Regions from separate parts of the Homo sapiens genome. Here region 2 is linked to region 1. Evidence: chromatin contacts called from ENCODE Hi-C or POLR2A ChIA-PET data. All regions are on one chromosome and are shown on one strand. The core of a region is the stretch at or near the end of the contact, and the rest is flanking DNA. Distances in the headings are between cores, read along the strand shown. Region 1 holds the start of CIRBP (cold inducible RNA binding protein). Region 2 holds the start of GADD45B (growth arrest and DNA damage inducible beta).

Region 1 (2,700 bases), core at 132-2,631:
CAGCCTCCACCTCCTGGGCTCAAGCAATCCTCCTACCTCAGCCTCCCAAGAAACTGGGACTGTAGGTGTACACCACCACGCCTGGATAATTTTTTTAAATTTGTTTTAGTAGAGATGGGGTCTTGCTCTGTTGCCCAGGCTGGTCTGAAACTCCTGGGCTCAAGCAATCCTCCCACCTTGGCCACCCAAAGTTTTGGGATTACAGGTGTGAGCCACCGCACCCAGCCACCTAGGACTTCTTAATTCAAATAATTTACTCCATCCACCCCCAAGACTGAAGGCAGGCCGCACCCATTTCCACAATGGGTGTCTCCCTTCCCCCACAGCCTTCCAGTTGTGCCCTGGGCAGGACTGCACTCTCAGGTTCTCCTATTTCCGAACGGGTGCCAACTCCTACCCTAACCAACTGACATCTACTTGTTGCTGGACCAGAACGTGCTTCTGCTCACTGTAAAATGCCTCCTGAGACTGGGGGGGGGGCTGGCTGTCAGGGAGGCCGCCCCGTCCTGGGGGGCACCTCAGGGCAGGTACTGACTTCCATAGCCAGGACCTAGGCCGGGAATCGGGAAGGGATGGCCCCGGAAGTGATAAGGCAGGATTTCCAGGCAGGGGAAGTGGCATTTAGGAGAACTGGCTATTTAAGGGGGCGGTCAGTGCTGACACAGACAAAGCATTCACTGGCTGGGAATGGCCGCCACCCAGTGGCTCTGAGAACTAGACTTGGAAGTCTGGCACTGGGAGCTGTGCCAACTTGGACCAAACTTTGGGCGCAAAGCACGACGTGGCAGACGAGGAACCACACTAGAACGGGCCACGCCTACCCAAGATTTACGAGGCCGTCCTTTCCCTCATGCAATCGCAATGGGAAAAGGAGGAAACTAAGGCTCGGTAAGCAAAAGCGTTGGTGTGTGGATACCTCCAGCCCCAAGGCCGGGAAAGCGGCCCTGGAGACCGGGGGCGCCACGTGGCCCCGCCCCCGCCGCGTGCGCATGCGCCCCGCGCGCACCCTGCGCCACTCCATCCGGGAACTCGGCGCTCCCGCCATTTCGCTGGGCACAGCCTCGAGCTCGCGGCCGCCATTTTGCGGCGGCAACCGGGTCGCCGGCGGCCCGGACCGGCGGGGAGAGGCCCTCTGGCCGCTACTCGGCCCAATCTCCCGCTGTCCCTCGCCGCCGGCGGGGCGGACTCCACCCCGGGCCCGCCCCCTCCCAGGGGCGTGCCGCTGCGGCCCCGCCTCGCCTGGCCGCCGCAGGCCGCCCGCCGCCCCGAGCTCCTCGGAGCCGGTGCAGCCAGGGCCCTCACCACTGAGTCGGGCAGGTCCCTGACGCAAGCGGGAAGACAGCGCACCACAACGACCCGAGCCTCCTAACGCGCGAGTGAGGGGGGGGCGTCCCCGAGCCCGGCCTTATATACGCTTCCGCCGGGCCCCGCCCCCTACACATCCTGGGCCAATCAGAGGGCGCGCCTGCGTCTTATATTCATGAGCTGGGGGCCGAGTCTATCTCGGTTCCGCCCCCTCCCGCGGACTGGTGTCGGGCTCGACTATTGGCCGAGACGTTTGCAGTCCGCAGTCCTCCACCCGCGCTCGAGGGGGCGTGACCAGCGCGCGGCGGGGCGGGGCGGGGCTGACCCAGTTACGCGTGCCTGCTCCCTGGCCTGCGGCGGGGAACAAATGGGCCTCTAGCCCCGATTCCCAGGCCTCAGGCCTCATGGGGACTTCTGGGTGTCACTGGGACCCCGACTTTGCCTGTGCTCCAGCAGTCCCGACATAACAACCTAGCCCAGATCCCCTACCCAACCAAGACCCGGCTGTCAGACATCCCAACTTCATCTGAACCCCGACACCTGTCGTGATATTCTTGCCAATACAACCGACGTCCCAGTTTTCCCAGCACCCCAGCACTCCATTCCTGCCATCAACCCCATGCCCACCAAAACCCCAACAGAGACAACCCCATTCATGCGAACCCCAATATTCGCAATCCCAATTCTTCCTACATCGCCACACTTTGGTGCACCCCAACTTTACGCAACCCAGTTTGCCTACAAACTCCAACCCGCACCCAAGCCTAACTCCCACTGGAACCGCGATTATCACGGCTGGGTGCGTGGCCCACACCCCCACACTCGCCTGGCCGGATAGTGTTGTGCGTCCCTGCTGTCGGGTGCAGGCGGACACCCCGAGTCCCCACTGCACCCCAGCACTCCGCCCGGCCCTCGGCCTCCCCTCCCACCGTGCTGCACAGCAACGGCGCACTCGCTCCCCACGCGGGGCCAGGCCCACTCTGCTCCTCCACCCAGGCCTTTTCTCTCCTTCCACAGGCCTCCCCTACTGAGCCTGGTTGGCGGAGGGGAGTCTTAAAGCCGCCGCCATCTGGAGAACCAGCTTTACAAGGACCCTCACTCACTACTCTTCGGCGGCCCCAAAGCCTCTGGGGGGCCCTCTATGGCCACCACTTGCTCCTCGCCCAGGAGTCATCTCATGCCGCCGCCTCCCCCAGCCCTGGTGGAAGAAGCCAGCGCGGACCCCTGCCTCTCTGCCCCAGAAAGTCTTCGGAGGGATGACCCTCTGCTGACAAGCTGGGGGAAGTTGGCGTACAGAGACCCCCGCTTTGCTGCTCATCCCAGGGAAATCCCGGCCCCACTCCTGACCTCAGACTCACTTCCACCCTCAAGTGGATCGAGGTGGGGGTAGCCAGG
Region 2 (2,700 bases), core at 1-2,500, 1.2 Mb before region 1:
CTGCCCACGGGACATGCCAAACGTGGCTGAGCGCTGAGCTGTGCAGGACCAGTCAGCCCGACTTTGTTGACAAACACCGGCCCAGGTGCCCGGGCGTGGCGGGGCAGGGCAGAGGCCCGACTCACCGTGACCAGGAGACAATGCAGGTCTCGGGCCTCGGTGGTGCCCTGGGTCTCGGCCGGCTCTCCCAGGAGCTGCGCCAGGCGCTGCATGCCCGACACCCGCACGATGTTGATGTCGTTGTCACAGCAGAAGGACTGGATGAGCGTGAAGTGGATTTGCAGGGCGATGTCATCCTCCTCCTCCTCGTCAATGGCCAAGAGGCAGAGGACCACGCTGTCTGGGTCCCTGAGGGGGCCAAAGGGTAGGGATGGGTCAGCCGGGGACAGGGGAGGGGCCACCGTGCAGGGGGAGTTTGCAAAAAAGGAGCGTGCAAGAGCAAAAGAGAAACTGCAAGGGTGCAGGGGATTGCCTCTGCAAGCTGGTGACGGTGGGGGGAGGGGAGGGCACACGGTTCAAAGTATGGGGTAGGGGGAGACAGGCCCACGGCGGGAGGGGTGTTTGCAGACGATACATCAGGATACGGCAGCCCCCGATCCACAAAACGGCAGAGAAGCTCTGCATCCACAGCGGGGGGCACTTGGGGAAGTCCCAGCTCCATGCAAGACAAGCGTGCGGAAAGCGTCCAGAGCGGAGGGGAGGTCCCGTCCCACCCGCGCCCAGCCCGGGAAGGGGGTCTGACTCACACATTCATCAACTTGGCCGACTCGTACACCCCCACTGTGAGGCGATCCTGGCGCTGAGCGGCCACCAAAAGCTCCTCCACCGCGGCGGTCACCGTCTGCATCCTGAGACCAGGAAAGAGGGATCAGTGACGGGCGGACCACCGGGTGCTACGTTCCGCTCCCGGCCCGGCCCAACCCGACCCATCCCGTCCCGGCTGACCTCAGGCGGCGGCAGCCCCGGCTACTTACTTCTGCGCCGCGTTGTCGCACGCCACGAGCTCTTCCAGCGTCATGTTGCAATTATAATCCACAGTGGATGCGGCTCCACGGCAGTCCCCAGGGAGAAATTGCAAAATCCGAGCCAGAGAGCCCAAAACCTTCCCACAGAGCTAGAGCGCTCGTCCAAGACCTTCGGGAAGCAGCGAAATCCTTCCAGAAAAGGCGGAAAAATATATTGCAAAGTCCTTGGCGAGGATAATCCAGGAAGTTGCGGAAACCAACGGTAGTCCGACGCTTCGGCGATCTGAGCTGGGAGCCTCCGGCACCGACTTTTATAGACTTGAACATTGGGCGTGGCCTCAGTGGAGTCATTCGCCCCTCCTATTGGTGGAAAGACAAGGGCGAGTGCAGCTAGCTCTGCGGTTGGCCGACGGAGGGGAGGGGGAGGAGCGGCGTGCGGGGGCGCCCCACGTGGGGGCGAGAACCGGGAGGAGGGCGCGCGGGGGCCGGGTAGGTGACCGCGAATGCCAGAAAAGAAAAAAAAGCAGAAGTTTTTTTCTCCTGATTTCCCGGCAGCCGAGCCGCGGTTCGGGGCGCGCGCGGGATTTCCAGCGCGCGAGGCGGCCCGGACTTTCGGGGGGGCCTGGAATCCCCTCCCGATCCGCGGAGAGTCCCGGACCGCGCCTTTCCCAAGTTCTGCTGGGGGTGGAGGGGCTGCACCGGGAAGGGGCCCCGTTTGCAGCGTGATCTCGCCCAGGTGGTGGTGAGGGCCGGAGTCTCTCCTGGCTGCGACGACCCCAGCCCCTGGGTGATTTCGCTTCTCCCGGCCTCTCTGTTCCCGTCTGAGTAATGGGTCTGCAGCGCCGGCCTCGCTGGTTTGCAGAGCATGGCATAAAATACGGCTGACAGTAAGAGCCCAATACACATCAGCTGTCACCTGGTGGTCGCGGGAGGCCTCCTCGAGGGCCCCGAAAGTGGGAGGTTGCAAAGCCCGGGGCGCTCTGGAGAAGAAAGTGGGCGCCTCCTCGCCGACCCCGCGAGTATCAGGGTGGGGTGCGCGTGGGAGGTGCAGGTGGCGCGGCCCCGCCCCCGCCGGCTGCCTGGCGTTCCAGCCTTTGCCCGTGCGGAGGCCTCCAGGCCCTGGAGAAAGCCATTGTTGAGGGGAATGGTGCAGGCTCCGGCTGCACGCCGCCACCCAGGGCCCACGTGCAAGGATGACGGCTACTTTTATTTCTCACTCCGGGGTGGGCGCTGACCTGCATTGAGTGCGTGGTGCGGACCTGGTACCCCCCACCCCTCCGGATTCATGGATGATTTAATCCAAGACCTGGGAAGCAGGGGGGATGCTTATGTGCATTATGCAAAAGGGGAAACTGAGGCTTGGTGAGGCCATAGGCTAGTTCGTGTTGGAGCCACGCGTGTGCGCCAGGCACGGCCGCCTGCAGGACTCCGCCGCCCCGGGAAGGCTGTTCAGGAGCGAGGCTGGCAGGCCCCGCATGACAACGTCTCCCACGGTCGACTGGGGGCTCCCGGGTGACTCACATCTGAGTCCCCTCCCCCGCCAGCCTGGGGTCTGGCCTCCGCCCGGCGGCTCACTTTCCCCAGTTGCCCGGCTCCCCGGCCCGCGGGTCCGGCTGACGCATCCCACCTCCTCCGCGCCGCCCACCGCTGGGGCACGAAATGTCCCGGGGCTGCGAGGCGCGGTGGCGCCATCTGGTGGCCGCGCCGAGTTTCTGCGCCCTCAGCGCCGGAAGAG

The links. Hi-C counts contacts between places; a loop is a spot of excess contacts on that map. ChIA-PET counts read pairs that join two places held with the same protein, here RNA polymerase II (POLR2A). Pooled maps may share reads with other maps.
Region 2: a pooled map shows a loop between it and region 1 (2.8-fold over the local background). The contact joins the promoter of GADD45B here to the promoter of CIRBP in region 1. A Hi-C loop is called at or near these places in 5 of 50 pooled maps. POLR2A ChIA-PET finds 5 or more read pairs at or near these places in 3 of 52 experiments (AG04450, activated CD8-positive, alpha-beta memory T cell and activated T-cell).

What each region holds. Positions count from the first base shown.
Region 1 is chr19:1,268,013-1,270,712 of GRCh38, reverse strand. CIRBP (cold inducible RNA binding protein) reads right to left here and starts at 1,381. Exons shown (of 6, transcript NM_001300829.2): 1 at 1,303-1,381. CIRBP-AS1 (CIRBP antisense RNA 1) reads left to right here and starts at 453. Exons shown (of 2, transcript NR_027271.1): 1 at 453-888; 2 at 2,323-2,700. RefSeq lists silencers at 765-1,074, 1,125-1,284, 1,495-1,704.
Region 2 is chr19:2,474,677-2,477,376 of GRCh38, reverse strand. It overlaps GADD45B (growth arrest and DNA damage inducible beta), which reads right to left and starts at 1,250. Exons shown (of 4, transcript NM_015675.4): 1 at 975-1,250; 2 at 747-848; 3 at 126-348. The coding sequence starts at 1,018. RefSeq lists enhancers at 1-9, 80-239, 250-359, 1-590, 520-609 and 2 more and silencers at 1,990-2,099, 2,470-2,609.